Regions from separate parts of the Homo sapiens genome. Here region 1 is linked to region 2. Evidence: chromatin loops called from intact Hi-C (ENCODE). Cell type or tissue: PC-3. All regions are shown on one strand. Each heading gives the region's core, and the rest is flanking DNA. Links, peaks and the distances in the headings are about the cores only.

The links. Peaks named below come from ENCODE experiments on the same cell type or tissue, not always from the same donor. Only the 100,000 strongest peaks of a DNase experiment are listed, where the experiment ranks them.
Region 1: it touches region 2 in a loop (14-fold over the local background); 2 of 110 quality-filtered maps call a loop at or near these places.

Annotation. Positions count from the first base shown.
Region 1 is chrX:105,873,639-105,881,987 of GRCh38, reverse strand. It overlaps NRK (Nik related kinase), which reads right to left. Exons shown (of 29, transcript NM_198465.4): 3 at 1,733-1,789; 4 at 209-280. Among named protein-coding and RNA genes, the nearest start is that of NRK, 55 kb to the right of the region's middle. In PC-3, for the core only: a CTCF peak has its summit at 5,112 (motif pointing left); no DNase peak of the experiment used is centred there.
Region 2 is chrX:106,036,757-106,045,105 of GRCh38, reverse strand. It overlaps SERPINA7 (serpin family A member 7), which reads left to right and starts at 6,379. Exons shown (of 5, transcript NM_000354.6): 1 at 6,379-6,408; 2 at 8,031-8,349. The coding sequence starts at 8,048. In PC-3, for the core only: a CTCF peak has its summit at 4,998 (motif pointing right); a DNase peak (open chromatin) is centred at 2,615.

The sequences.
Region 1 (8,349 bases), core at 178-8,177, 160 kb after region 2:
TCCTACTCTCTGATATATGCTAGTGCTCATATATGATGATTGAATCTAAGTGAATATATTAAAAGATATAAATATGTTATCACTTTCAGGCAAGAACACTTTTAGTAGCAGTCTTCTAGAGATAATGACACAATGCAAAGGGATAAGTTAAAAGCTGAAAATGAAAGGAAAGACTACTTGGGTATTAATGAGAACTTTTAGTACTCACACTGTATCTCCACCCAACAGATTTTTGATATTTATTCACTCTCACTCGCCTTCCTATTTCAGGTAAAGGGGTCTGTAACCAAGAATAAAATGTTATTAGATGTACTGGTACACTCTAAAAATGATTTATGCTTAAGTACTTTAAGCTACGTTAGCACTCAATGGAAAAGTAAGATAACATTATTCCTCTCTCAATTTTCTCCAATAGTTTTAATTTAAAAAACCAAATTCTTATGACATACAGAAATTTGGCAACAAATTCATGGTAGTAGATTTAACTGCTGTAATAATGGGAAAATTACAATTTGTTATTAGTAAAGTGCTTTATCCTCCTTACAAAACCAGTTAATTGACACTAAACTTCCATGGGTTGAACATGATTTTTAAATATTTTAAAAGTCAGAGTATCTGAAATGTAGGTTAAAAGTATGTCAAGGTCTCTTAAGTTAAAACAAGAAAATAAGTATTTTAGAGAGTATCACTCAAAAAGTAGAAGTTTGATTATTTGGAAGCCATGGATTGTAGGGCAAAATAAATCTACAAAACATCAAAATCCCTCGAAACTCACATTGGTTTGCAACTTTTGACATTTACTGGCAAAACTAAAAGCACACAACTTTTTTTTTTAATTCAGCTATCATTTCTTTTTTTATTATTATACTTTAAGTTCTGGGATACATGTGCAGAATGTGCAGATTTGTTACATAGGTACACATGTGCTATGGAAGCACACAACTCTTTAAACAGTTTCAGCAATTCACTTCCTGCACAAATTGGAAAAAGCACAGTTTATGGCCTTGACAACAGTTCAGTCAATGTGTATAGCTTTTCAAACACAAATTTCCCTTTAGGGTATAGTGAAGTAAAATTTTTTTGACCTTTTCTATGTTTATGATAATATTATCTTGAGAAAGTGTGGCACTCACGTTAAAGAAAAAGAACAGAAATCAGTGCTAGCAAATTCTATGCCAATATGTTATGAACCGTGACACAACTTTATGAATGTTACCAGGAACGGTGCCAATTAAACTGTCTCTTTTGCTCATCTGTCAGAAAATACATGAAAAATGTGCATTTCTGATAAGTCTCTTCCTTCTACCTGTCATTGAGAATCTAATGGCCTCAATTATCAGAGGAAATCATTGGAGAGGGAAAATAATATGATGGAACACAGCAGGATTAACCCAATATTAGAAGCAATCTCTTCTTTGCTATCCCTGGAAACAAATAGTCAACTAGAAACAGAGAGGAGTACAGATATATTCCTCAGTGTTATAGAATACCAAAATATGTGGAACTTCTGCTGTGAAAGAAGCATTGTTTTATGTGGATATATAATAAAGTAATAGATATAATACACTAATGAATAAAAGTAATATTAAATGATAACTATAATAAATCCAGATTGATGTAATAATTATTATATAAAATAATGATTTAAAAACAAATACAATATTTTCTGAGTTGTGTATCCCAGGAACACAGTCCACTAAGGGAAGAGAATACAGGCAATTTATAATATTACCTTACGAGCGTTCATCACTTTAACAGCTGTAAATGCACCAGTCTTCTCATGAAGTCCCTGAAATACAGGATAGTGATAAATATCAAATGCTGGCTAGGTAATCCAGCTATCAAGAAGCAATTAAAGTAGAAAATATTAAAATTAGTGTCGAATACATTGTATGTTATAAAATATAAAATATATACAAATGAAATATATAGTATTATATAGAAAACAGAAATATTAAATTATCAACATTTTAAAGAAATCACCATCCCACTCAAAACACTCGACGAAGGTTATGGAACAGTTTGGCTGTTTACATCTGTAGTAACTAGTGGACATAATTGCCTATTTAAAGTTATTGCTTACTTAGTGTCTTTAATCTAGGTTTGCATGGCACCAAAGCATTTAATCTAAATGAAAATTTTCATTTAATCTAAGTGAAAATTTTCTATTGAAGATGGCAGAAAACGAGTTGTTGTACTAAACATTTTTTCAATTGATTATGTGATACTATGCAGACATCTTTCCACTGGACTCTTCTTCAAACACAAAATATTTATCATGTTAGCAAAAATATTAGCCATGCATTATCTCCATAATGATCACTTAGTGTGAGTGATTCATAATTAATTCAACAGCCTCTAAACTGTTTAATATGTCCTGAATCATATGAACCAAAAATATTTATAAAAGGAATAAGTTCTAGAAAATTCTCTCTTATTGAAAATATGATGAGTTATAAGAGCTTAGATCTTACCCTAAATGCAAGTATAAGCTACAGATTTGTAATTTTTAAAGGTGAACACATAGGTTTGGAATCAGATCTCCTATTTTGTGGCTGGTACCTTCTAGACATATTCCAAACTGTAGTCATAGAAAAAATCAGTATAACATTACTATGAGTAATAAATAGAATGCCTTATCTGATATTTCTCAGCAGAAGGTTTGATCTGGGGGCTGTACTTGGTTGAACAGTGTCCCCTCGAAAATTGAGGTTCACCTGGAACCTCAAAATGTGACCTTATTTGGAAACAGGGTCTTTGCAGATGTAATCAAACTATGATGAGGTCATATGGATTTGTTTGGTCAATGTCCGGTTTCTTTATAAGACGAAAGGAAGGGAGATTTGAACGCAGAGACACAGGGATACAGAAAGGGGTGACAGTCATGTAAAAGACAAGAAGAAATTGCAGTGATACAACTACAAGCCAAGAAATGTCAAGGATTGTTGATAACACCAGAAGCCAGGAAGAGACAAGGAACAGTTTCCTCCCTAGAGACTTCAGAGAGAGAATGGCCCAACAGACACCTCAACTCAGAATTCTTATGTCCAAAATTGTGAGGGAATACATTTTGTTTGTTTTAAGCCATCCAGTTTGTAGCAATTTTTTACAGCTGACCTAAGAAACTAGTACACAAGGCAGGAAAGACGGAAACTGAGCAAGGTAATGTGCTTGACTTGGGATAGGGTTCAGAGACTAGTAATCAAGGCACAAGGAAATGTCCAGAATTGGGTGAGCAGTTTAGGGCGGAGCATGCCAGCCACAGAAGACTAGAATTTTTAAAGGAAAGGAAAAAGTTACAGGTTATTGATTGATCCAGAGAAAAGTAGGAACCCAAGATCAAGACCTGTCTGTTTAACCTAAAGTCTTGGGAAACAAATGCAAAGGCAAAATCAGATTTACATGAGAAGTGGAAATGAGGCAGAGTTTGTAAGGATCAATCCATGAAGTAATACTATCAAGTTCTAGAAACAATTTTCTCTTTTATCAGACAAAAAGCACTATTTTTGCAACCTCCTTAGCTTCTTTTAAATTTTTCAAAAGAACATGAGCTTGTGTTATCTTCTGTCACTTGTCTTAATTGGGGCAGCCTGTTTGGATGGAGTCAGATTACTTTTGCTGGACAGTTATAATAAAACAGTTTTAAACTGTTCTTTTTCGTAGGATTGTAATGACACCTGAACTTAACCGAGTTTATAAAAATTATTGAGTATGTTGGATACCCTTCAAATTTATTTACATCTCTGGGAGGAATTATATATTAATATTTTTATTTATTCAGTCCTTATAACTTAGGAAGCATTGTTTTCATAATTATTCACACGAACACTTGCTAGTAAAATTTTTTCCACATCTGTATGCACAAATACAACATGTTGGAAACTGATTTGCATGCATCCCTTTAAAAAGTTACAATGCTTCCTTCCTTGATTCTAAGAGATTATTTATGAGCCACTATTATTTTGGGCAATACAAAATATTTATCAGGTTATCAAAAATATTAGCCATACATTATTTAACTGATGATAAGTAAAATACAAAATTTTTGAAGTCTAAAATCAATAGATTATGACATATTAGTGAGACAACTGAATGTCATTAAAAGATTCCAACCATGGCCATAAAACAGAAAAAAAATCAGCTTGGTTCTACCCTCATTATCTGTGATTTATTCACACTTGAAAATTGAATGAAGTTATTTCGTCAGAAAATGTGTCCTAATATTGGGTTTGAAAAATATGCTCACTGAACCTACAGAGGAATAAAACTCCAGGTCTCGGAACCATGTACTGAGTTAATATGCCAAATCATTCTACAAGACTCCATAGAAGTCTGGCATATACAGACAATAGATCATAGAAATGTGCTACTGTTAAGAGAGCATTTCAGAAGAGTTCCCCCTGTACCTTGACTCCTCAAAAATTTTATTTTGAAATAATTTTAGACTTATAGAGCAGTTTCAAAGATAGCACAGGGGGTTCCTGTATATCCTTTCCCCAGTTTCTTCCAATGTTAACATCTTAGATGGCCATGCTACAATTGTCAAAATGAAGAAATTAATATTGGTATAATACTCTTAACTAAATTTTAAAACTTATTCTGACTTCCCAGTTTTCTCACTAATGTCCTTTTTCTAGAACCAAACCTGGATCCTACATTCTATTTAGCTATCATGTCTTCTTAAACTTCTCCAGTGTGTGACAAGTCCTCAGTCTTTCCTGTTTTTCATAACTGTGACACTTTTAAAGAGTACTGGTCAAGTATTTTGTAGAATATCCCTCAACTTGGGTTTGGCTGATGTTTTCTTATGATTAGATTGAGGTTATGTGAATTTTTGGGAAGGATATCACAGAAGTGAAATGCCCTTTTCATCACATCATATCAGGGGTACATGATATCTCCATGTTGATCAATGGTGATATTAACCTTGAGCACTTGGTTAAGGTAACAACCTGCCAGGTTTCTCCACTATAAAGTTGTTATTTTTCCCTTTCATACTCTATTCACCAGAAGTGACTGATTAAGTGACTGATGTTCGTTTTGAAGAAGTATAACACTATTCTTGGGCACCTATCTAGAGAACCTAGAAGCCACCTTGAGATAAGCTAATTGTTCAGTGGTGCCATCTTGTGGTTCATTGATTATACAGAAGCTGTTTTGCGATCTTAGCTGAAGGACTTGTCATAAATGAGATGCTGAACTAGAACCTATGAATCCAGTTTTTAGGATGTGCCCTTTTTCAGTTAGAATGTGAGTTTTATGGCAAATTACGTTAACAACATTTGTGTTAAACACACAAAAGAACACTAAGAAAGGAATTTAGTTTTAGAACGTTAAGAAAGAAATTTAGTTTTAGATTCTACATTGAGTGTTAAATAATCTCACAATTGCCTTTAACCTCAGTGAATATTATTCAGGAAAATCACAAGAACAGTAGTAAATTATAAATGTGGATTTTTTGGGCTGTTTTTCCTATCAGTAATATCTGGAGTATCATACAGGAGCCACTAGCTCCACAAGATTAATAATGCTTCATTAACTAGAGTTTGAGTACAAAGAATGACCTTTACATTTTTAATTGATAAATAAAAATTGTATATATTTATGGTTTATAACAAGGTGGTTTGATATATGAATACATTGTGGAATGGCTAAATTGAGCTAATTAACATATGCATTACACTGCATGCTTATTATTTTTCTGTGGTGAAAACACTTAAAATTTACTCTTTTAGTAAATATATTTATAACAATATATTGTTATTAACTATAATCACCATGATGTGCAACAGATCTCTTGAACTTATTCTTCTGTCTAACTGAAATTTTGTGTCTTTTGACCAATATCTCCCCAATCCCCTGTCCCCCACTGCCACCAACCTCTGGTAACCACTATTATACTCTCTGCTTCTATGAGTTCAACTTTTTAGAATCCAGATATGTGAGATCATCCATTATTTGTCTTTCTATGTCTGTCTTATCTTACTTAACATAATGTCTTCCAGGTTCTTCCATGTTGTCACAAATGACAGCATTTCTTTCTTTTTAAATAATTTTCAAGCATCACAGAGCTAGGAGAAAAAAATTCTCTTAGCTCTCATTCTTATCGTAAAAGCAACTGCTGCTTAAATACTTTGTATAAGTTCATAGGCTCTTTCGTATTTGAGGAACAGAAGACAATAGGTAGTAACAATGCTTTGTAGTCATTCTTGACTCTAGATTCAAGTCTATTGGCATTTAGAATCAAGAAGTCTATCATCTTCACTTAAGAAAACTCTTTGTCTTGTTGTCAAACTCATTCCACGCATTCAAGTTTAGTTAATAATAATAATAATAATAAATAATAATTCAGTTATTGATTTGGGGGGCAATAGGTCAACTATTCAAAATACTTCCGGGTACTCCACAACCTACAACAAGGTATAAAAATTATTTATTAAGTCCTGTCCTCCATGTTATTAAGATAATGAAACTCAATATTAGCTAAGAGAAGGACACATTAATTTGTCACTAACATTTAAGCATGAGTTAGACTATCAGATGAGGTAACTAAAACAGTGGCAATGAACAGTTAAGTACTGATGGAATGAGAAGGTGGAGTAAAGAAAAGGCTGGAGCCTGAGGAGTTCCAGAAGGGGTTGTTCTTCAGCCATATTGAAAGAAGCAGGTTTCTGGAATGGAGAGCAGGGAAACCATGAGACCATGAGTGAGCAGGGAATTTCAAAAAGTGAATGAAGTTTTAAAAAGGGGAAGAGGATGGAGAGTTGGAAAGATAAACTGTTCTATTCACAGTTTATTGGAGAAATTTATAGTTTGTAAGATGTATACACCAGAAACAATTAGAGAATAGAACCAAATGCAAAGGCTAGTTATTAACATAAATTATTGGATCTCAAATACAGTATGTTTAAACAGTTCTAGAGAAAAAATATATGCTACCATGTGAAGGACTTAAATAAAGTCCTAAAAAACTTCCCTGATTAATTTATGCTGACACAACTAAATCTGTTTTCTGGGGTTGCATTCCAAAATATAGTAATTAAGATGAACGTATATTCTTTTTGCAGTATCATTTCAAACTATCCAGGGAGAATACATATCCCTTAATGTGTTGATTTCAGTTTGGCAAGGATTTGTGTTCTTAATTAATTAACTTAGATAATCAAATAAGCAGCATCATTTAGTCCACTTCCCCTGGGAAAAACCTAGTTTATTACGGTGCTGTTGTTCTTCATGACTCTAAAATTAATATTAGCATTTCAAATCTGTCCTACGAAAAGAATATGTTGCATGTCCCTGAATTTAAGATACTGCTCACATACAGGGCATTGTTAAGAGGTATATGTGCCTGCTTTTAACAAAAACCAATGCAGGAAAATCTTGTTAAACATAACAAAGCAAATAAAGGAACAGTCATAAAACATTTCTACTTTACAAAAGGACTTGCATTCATGCGACACCAAATTCCCCAAATTTAGTTGTATCTCAAAAGTAATGAAGCAAGGTCAATTTTTACACTGGGGACCCAGAATCAAATACAGGTTACCCAATAATTGTAAAGAAGAGTTATGAATTGTCAGTGTCTTGGTCACCTGAGACTTAAATTTGCTGACTTCTAACTGATCAACAAGTCTACCATAGTCTTTAGCCCCTACTTCCTTTGGGCACACAGCATTTGAAGATTTCCACTTTTGTTTTATAAGTCTGTCCTCTGCCTTTGGGCATGCTCAGATAGAGGTAAGTGGTTCTTCCAGTTACTCACTATGATTTCTGTAAGCAGATCTACGAGATAGATGTAGGAGTGTGGGGAGAGATGAGAGAGAAGGGTAGGAGTAGAGCAGAGACCAGGTGATGGCCCTAGGTGGAGCTTAGTCTTCTCAAATCTGGACCACACTGACAGTATTGAGTAAGGTATGTGGACAAATTTATTAAATACAGAAAATGTCAGAAAAAAAACAATAGGGCATTAAAGCGTAGTTATCAAGCACATCACTGTATCAAGGATTTAGTCACTCTATCAATAAAATCAGGTGAAACATAAAAGTCCTTAAAGTCTAGTAATATATTTATTTTACCTTGGTATCTCTAGTGCCTAGCATCATAGCTGGTACATAAGGCCCTTTTAATGAGTACTAGTTTAGTGAATGATGAATAGAGTAACTGGGAAGACTTCACAGAAGAGGTAAAATGTCAAATGGACCCTGAAGATGGCATAGCATTTGAACAGATTCAGAAGCAGAGGTTGGGCCCAGTGGATGGGACATTATGAGCAAAGGCTATGAGGTAATGCTGAGCAGGAAGGCACAGACACTAAAGAAGGGAAGAAAGGAAAAAGGGGGAAATGTCATA
Region 2 (8,349 bases), core at 42-8,041:
ATTTATTGGAGAGAAGTTACTGATTAGTCTCTCAGGCCTTCAGAATGAATCTTCTAATTTGACTTTGGAGCAATCAATTTTTCCCATGTACATGGGGTTTAAGCAATTATTCCCTGGATAACTGTGTTAAGAATTCATGCCTTCTCTTTAGTCAAGGTTTGAAATAGGATGACATAGGATTGTATTTAGGCTATTCACCACTTGCCTAACAAATATTTCTCCTGGTTTGTTTTTTACATGCTAAAAATATTAATATATCTAAGTACACAGTTTTTCAATTTTATGTTTCAAAATCTATAAACAGTTTTTTTAATGTGTTCATTTCCTTTATTTATAAACTTCCAAATTATCAAAAGGTAAAATATATCTTATTTTATATTTTCTTCTTATTTGGAAGTTTTCTGAACTTTTCCATTCAACTCCTTTATGCATCTGGAATTAACATTGGCACTTGGTATAAGATTGAAATCTCAGATGATTTAAAAAAAATAATTAACACACAACACTATTTGTTGAATAATTCTTCTCCTCATCCCTGGTTTGTGGCTATGCACTCCTTTGCATTTTCTATAATGGGAGGGCACACGAGAGAAAAATTTTAGATTCTCTCAGAATGCCAGAGCAGGAATGTGCCTTAGAGATGTCATCTAAGCCCATGCTTTTTCAAATGGAGAAACCGAGGACCAGAGCAGATAACTGGCTTGCCAAATGTCATGCTAGTTAGTGGTGGAGTCAAGCCTCAAACTAAGATTTTATGACGTTCAATTTGCATTTGAGGCTGTATTCCTTTTTTCTTATCCAGCTTCTGGGGCAGCTTAACAACTTAAGGTTAATTAACCAGCCACAGAGGAACTCAATACCCCCAAGTAGAGGGATACTGAAAGGATCATTTCAGCTTGTCTCTATCCCCCTACCCAGCTCTTGATCACAAACATGGTCAGACTGAGAAGTGGGTGCCACAGTCTCTAGAAATAAGGGGATCAAAGCTGGGGGGAAATGCTGAATATGAAATGGATCCATGATTTAAGCATCTTTACATGTAATACATTGACTAAAAAAAATTGTGTAGCTGAAAGAATCAGGAAGGATCTCAGTGGGTGAGCTTTTCTCAGGAAAGAGAGAAGGAGAACTTAAGGTGGATTTCAAAAGATAGGCTAAAGACCTCTGAATTGGGAGCACAGTTTTCACTTTACTCTCCTCAAAATGCACTTGTTGTCTGAGAGCTTCCTTTACTCTCTCTCTCTCTCTCTCTCTCTCTCCCTCTGTCTGAAATAAGGGATTTATAATAAAGAAAATGCAAGATATTAGGAGGTGGGGCCTTCGAAAGGTTATTAGGTCAGGGACATAGCCTTCAAAAATGGTATTAGTGCTCTTATAAAAGAAGTCCAAGAGTGAGCTTTCATCCTTTCTACCATGTGAGGACACAGCAAAATGAGCACCCTCTATGCACCAGAAAGCATTTTCTTACCAAACACTGAATTTGTTGGCACCTTGACCTTGGCCTCTTCAGCCTTTAGAACTGTAAGAAATAAATTCCTGTTGTTTATTAAGCCACCAGGTTATGGTATTTTGTTGTGGCAGCCTGAATGGTCTAATACAGTCCCTTTATCCATCTTTGGCTGACATTCCTTATTCCTTTGAGTCCTCTTTGACATCCAGTAACTTGGATACTGTCATATAAAATTAATTACAATTAACACATCTTATGTAAATAGGAAGGAATAGAGGAATAGGAAGGTGGAAGCAAAATGATTAATATAAACACAGATATCTTGATATCAACATAAGGAAGTACTCCTAACTATTGTAGTATTGGGTTTTGCAACTAGCCAGAAGATCAAAATTGATGTTTTTAACAACTTTCTTCCTTAACTACCTTCTTCCATTAACCCATTCCATATTGCCTTTGCCCTCAACAAGCACCTTACCTGGTTGAGCTTCCTCGACTGGAGATGTGACCCAATCTTCATTTCTCGAGTGTCTGAGCCATTAAAAGTCCTGTTTGTATGGGTTGCTATAATTTTCCATTGACTTTAGTCACAGAATATGGAAGTACTAAGAGACATCCATGGGGAACACCTGCATTACAGATCCTCATTATGTGTAGCAATGCAATTTCTTCTTGATATTCAAGATCTACCATAACAGTAAGTACTGTAGCCCCCTTATTTTGCTATTTATTCAGTGGCACAAGTACTCAAAGTCACCAGATGTCAATCTCAGCTATAAATTCATTAGAAGCATTGCTGCAACCTGTGGTGGAATCATTCAACCATTCGAATTAAGGCCTCTAAATCAGGACGACCTAAGTTACAGGGATGAGAAAAGTAATTTTACTAGTGGATCAGTAGGGAAATAATGAGTAGATCTAAAATTAATGTCATTCCTTGATTCCCTAACCTAGGATTCCTGGCTATGGGAGAATCAGCACCACATTTTGGACACTAACTTAAAACATATACCACATTACAGAGGACATGGGCCAACCCTGCAAAATATCATCTAGCTGGCTCTGTAACTGAGTCATCAAAGGCATTCCACTCTCGATTGGCCAGCTGCTTCAGGGTGATAGGTAACATGGTAAGGTCAGTGAATTTTATGAGTTGGCACATTGCCACACTCTGGTATGAGATCAGTTGTTGGACCAGAAGGGACTCTGTATAAAATACCATGATGGTAGATAAGGCAGCCAGTAAATCCTCAGATGGTAGTTTTGGCACAAGCTTTGCAGGCGAAGTGGTAATGTCACATTTAGAGTCATTGTGTATTCTTGTGAGAACAAAACAATACCCCTTCCAAGATGGAAGTGGTCCAATGTAATCAAGTTCAAAACATGTAGCTTGCAAGTCCTTCTGAGGAATAATGCCATATTGGAATCTTAGTTTTGGTATCCGCTGAAGTTGTAGCCAAATTGACTTTGGTGCATGGAGGTCCATGATTCTGAGCCCACTCACAAGCTTCATCCTGGCTGGTATGACCACTTTCTTCATGAACACATCAAACAAAGACAAGAGTGTCTGGGAAAGAGGCTGCCTGAAATCCACAGAATGCATCATCTTATCCCCCTGATTATTAAACTTCTCTGCTGAGGTTGTTCTTTGGTGAGTATTCACATGAAACCTGAATATCTTTATATCATATGCCCATTTGCAGAGATAGCCACATATACCTCTTCCCTACACTTGTTTATCACTTATTTTATAATCATGTCCTTTCCAAAGGACTTCCAGCCAAACTATTAACCATTGTCTATGAAGTGGGATAAATTCATACCTCTGTCCCCATGTTTTTCTCCATACAAAATGAGCAAGTTTCTTTGGCATTCCTTTTCATTTTGGGTAAATGTATATCCTTCAATAAGTGTCTTTTATTTTAAGGTTAGCAACAGCAGTTACTGTTATTTAGATCCAAGTACTATAACTAATACAGACATTGATAACAGAAATTAGGTTTCATGCAACAAAATTTAAGGAAATTGGGGAATTTTGAAGTTGATTTTCTGCCCCATTAGGGCTAAAGGTAGTTGAAAACTCCATTTGTGTTCTATAAGGGGAATATGGCAGCCCATGAAATGAAAGAGCATATCATTTAATTAAGTGGTTCTCTAAAATGTAAAGCCTTTGGAAGGCCTGGCTTTAGAAGACCTCATTGCTGCCATAGAGAAGTCTGAAAAATGTAAGTAGTTAATAGATTGTGAGGTGAAGTGGATGCTTATGATGGCACTAGAAAGCTTTAAAAAAGAAGCCTAAATTCTTGCTCAGAAGCCTAATTTCTTGGCTCAAGTGCTCCAGGAATATATGGAAGACAGGGAACATGTAAATATAATTTCTGGAGAGCTAAGTTAGCCAAATCCTATGCTTGCCATTTGATCCTGTGTATTACCAAATTACAGAATTTGTTGATTTCTCAACATTGATGTCGGTTTTGTCGAAATTAGTCACTGAAATGCAAAGAGTAAAAATTCAAGAATAGGACAGTTGAGAGAGTTAAAAGAACCTCAACTCCAAATCCCCACTGAGCCTCTCTTGCCAGCAAAAGCAGTCTTTCTCTTTGTCCAATGCAGCTGTTTCTCCTTTGCTTACACACCCGGTAATTTCCTTGCCCGTGAGACTTAAATTGCAAAAAGAAGCCAATTTTCCTAATGCCACCATCTCACAACTATTGTTGTCTCCAGACCTGTAAGCAGAGTAAGATCCCATCATTTCTCTCCAGACTAGGGTGGAGGATCAAATATCAAAACAATGAGAAAAGTGTTTACAAACTGAAAGAACTGTGGAACGTTGAACATTTCTAAAATAAAATTTGTGTGGGAATAATTATGAGGGTGTTCATTCAAAAAAGGAGATATATAATTTTAGATCTGATTGAATTTATTGATATGGTAAAACTTCCTAGAGAGTCTTTATTCAATGTGCTACTCTAGCAGCTTTACACAAGACTGAAATTATTGTGATAAATATAAGTTTGCAAGATCTTACACCTTCTCAATCAATTGCATCTGAAGGAGAATGTATTAGCAGAAAGCAGAAATGAACAGCAGTAGGGGGTAGAGATAAAGCCCAGGGAATATGGAGACTTGAGGTGAGGGAATATATGATAACAGAAGAAAGGGAAGAGAATTATCTGTTTCTGGATCCCCACTTTGTACGGGGCACTATTATAGGAGCTTCTGGACACCACCTCTAAATTTCATTTTATACTCTCAATAACCACATGACATGGGAATCATTATTATTTCCACTTTAGAGGTGAGAAAACTGAGGTTCAAGGATACTAGGTAACTTGTCCCAAATTACACAGTTACAACATAGAGACATGGCAGGGGCACAGGTCTAATGCCTGTGATGCCAGAGCACAGGGCAAGGGAGTCTGCAGAGGGAAGGGTACCTTTCTCTTATGTCGGAGATAAGCCCTGCTAGCAAAGCTCAGCTGAATCAGAAGCAGCAGAAAACAACCTGTGCCATTGTCTGACTATGCCACCAGAGGGCACAGGTTTGGAAGTTTTCTTTTTACACAGTCTTTTGCTGTTTTCTCTGCAGGGACTTGCTGTAGCTGAGAGAGCAATGTGTTATATTACATGGACTAACCTCGCAGTCTAGAGACTTGAGCTTGTCACTCCCTTTCTTTAGGACACATGTACTAGTGACCATCACATTTGTGAGGTGTGCCTTCTTCAATATGGGCAGCGGGTGTCAGGTAGTTAGAAAGACCTCTTGGGTTCAGGACTGATATTTACCAACCAGCTCTGAAACCTCAGTGCTGACTGTGGTTCTTTCCACACAGTGGGAGCTTAGTCTATGTTTTGTTAAGAAGAAATAATGGTACACAGAGTCACCCTCTGTCTATCCCCCAGTGGCTTCCCAGTGCCCTCAAGGTAAAGTCAGTACTATTTGTCCTGGATTATAAGTCCTACCATAGACTGCATCTAGGCTTAGTTCGAACTAGCTCCTCATTCCCTGCCTCCCCTCCCACTACAAATTAACACATAGATTCTTAATGTAGTACTGAAGCTGGCAGGGTCTGGAATCTGATGCTTCACAAAATGTCTGTAGTAAAATGCTTCACATGCCTGTAGTAAATACTCAGAAGCAGGAGTTGCTGTTGCTGCTACTGCTACTGCTACTACTGCTACTACTACTACTACTAGAGCTGGAAACTTTCAGAAGCAGGTTGAACTCAAGTCTCCTGACTGAGTCCAGTTCTTTTTGTTCCCATTGCTTCTTTGCATATAATCAGTACACAATTAATACTGGACAGTGGAATCTTTAATTTCAGTCTCCTTGACTCCTTCTGCATCCTCTTTTGGAGTCCTGTGGCCAGGGGACGGTACAGGGAATTTTAATGACGAGAAGACAGGGCTGGTTTCCCCCTTAGCAGACATATATGTTTGCAGCATCAGAAGTCTAGGGCTGGAAGCTACCTTTGACATCATTTCCTCTGCGAATGCATGTATAATTTCTACAGAACCTATTAGAAAGGATCACCCAGCCTCTGCTTTTGTACAACTTTCCCTTAAAAAACTGCCAATTCCACTGCTGTTTGGCCCAATAGTGAGAACTTTTTCCTGCTGCCTCTTGGTGCTTTTGCCTATGGCCCCTATTCTGCCTGCTGAAGACACTCTTGCCAGCATGGACTTAAACCCCTCCAGCTCTGACAATCCTCTTTCTCTTTTGTTTTACATGAAGGGTCTGGCAGCCAAAGCAATCACTCAAAGTTCAAACCTTATCATTTTTTGCTTTGTTCCTCTTGGCCTTGGTTTTGTACATCAGCTTTGAAAATACCATCCCAGGGTTAATGCTGGGGTTAATTTATAACTAAGAGTGCTCTAGTTTTGCAATACAGGACATGCTATAAAAATGGAAAGATGTTGCTTTCTGAGAGATGCAGGTGGATTCTTGGGCATTTGCTGTAAGTACTTTTTTTCTCTTTGGAAACTTTGAACATCTCTATCAGCAAGTCAGAGTCCCAAATAACCAAGTTGGCAAGTCAGAGTCCCAAACCAAATTCCTGGCTCTAGGGGTGAAGGTCTAAGTGTGGTCATCTAATAATTGACTTTCTACCAGCCTCAGTGACTTTTAAAGAAAGAGGACTCTGATGATGATATGGAGATTGGATAGAGTGGTGAACAAAGGGGGTTGGTATGGAGGATATAGGAGATGGTGTGATCTGTTAGGAGCTGATATAGTAGCTCAGGCCATGAACTGAGAGGCAGAGGCAGCAGGAATGAAGAGAAGGGAGAAGTTTTGAGAGTTATTTAAGAGTTAGTATTCATAAGACATCATGCTTCATTAGATATGGGGAATGAGAATAAAAGGAGGCTATGATTATTCCCAGGTATCTGGCTTAGGTGTCTCTATAGACAGTGATGTGATAAACTGAGATGTGGAATGAAGATGAGGGAGCAAGCTTAAGGTGTAGGGAGATGATATGTTTACATCTGGCAACTTTGAGATTTTCTTATTGAGACTGAGGTCTGTGTGGACCATCCTGGTGGTTATATCCAAAAGAAAGCTGGATAAATGGCTAGGAGCTCAGGAGAGCAATCTGAGAGAGATACAGTTTCTAGCAATTGAGTGCGGAGGGTAAGATCACTCAGGAAGAAGATGGAGGGTGGAGGAAGGATCCTTTTTCTGAGTTCATAGACCTCTTCCTTCTAAGCACACATGTCCACTTTCATTGGATTTCCACACCTGACTTCTTTACTCCATTTCTTTGCACTCTTTCAGGATCAGAGAACCTTACACCTTATCTTTCTGGCTTTCTTTATAATAATTAAAAGTAACATGCATAGGTGTAAGAATAATAGTGTTAAGATGTCTTACAACTTAGAAATGACTGTTTAGATGTTACTAAGATTAATGGTGAAAGAAATGTAAAATTTAGAAAATTATTCTTTCATTTTCTGGTTGTTCGAAAATACCTCTATGGCTTCCATGCATTGCAAAATGCATGAATTTCAGCTCATGACCTTGTACGTGGCTCCATAAACCACCACCCATCCATTCCAACTAATCATATATTGTACAAATTACTTTCATTTTGTCTTTTAGCCAAATAAGATGCGAGTGTTCTCTCATCTCATAGATTTTATCTTAAGAAAATGCCAGATGAAAAAAAAAATCTAAAATTCTAATCTACAATGAATAATGTATACAGAGGGAGTACTAGTTTAACCTAAGAATATCCCCTCTCTCCAAAAGGCTGCCTCTAGTTCAGAAAAAAAGTGATTCAATTTCCATAAATTTAATTTACTCACAGCGTTTTCATAATGTTGCTATAACATCTGAATGACAGTCCATGGCATTATTTCCGTGGTTGCAGCAAGCCACTTCTCCTACTCCCTGTCCATATTAGATGCATCTCCTGTTTTTCAAGGGAGAGAAACCCCTGCTCAGCCCCTGATGAGCACATCATCAAATATTTACTATTGTTTTATTAATCAATGTGGGTGGTTATTATGTGTCTCTGGCTCAGGGAGTGTTTCATCCAACTAAGCTCCCTCAGTGGTTGTCTCACTTCATCTCTTATAGATTAACTTCCTTCCAAAATGTCACCATTCCTGTATCTGGTTCTCTTGGTACTTGGGCTTCATGCTACAATCCACTGTGCATCACCTGAAGGCAAAGTAACAGCCTGCCATTCATCCCAACCAAATGCCACTCTCTACAAGATGTCATCCATTAATGCTGACTTTGCATTCAATCTGTACCGGAGGTTCACTGTGGAGACCCCAGATAAGAACATCTTCTTTTCCCCTGTGAGCATTTCTGCAGCTTTGGTTATGCTTTCCTTTGGGGCCTGCTGCAGCACCCAAACTGAGATTGTGGAGACCTTGGGGTTCAACCTCAC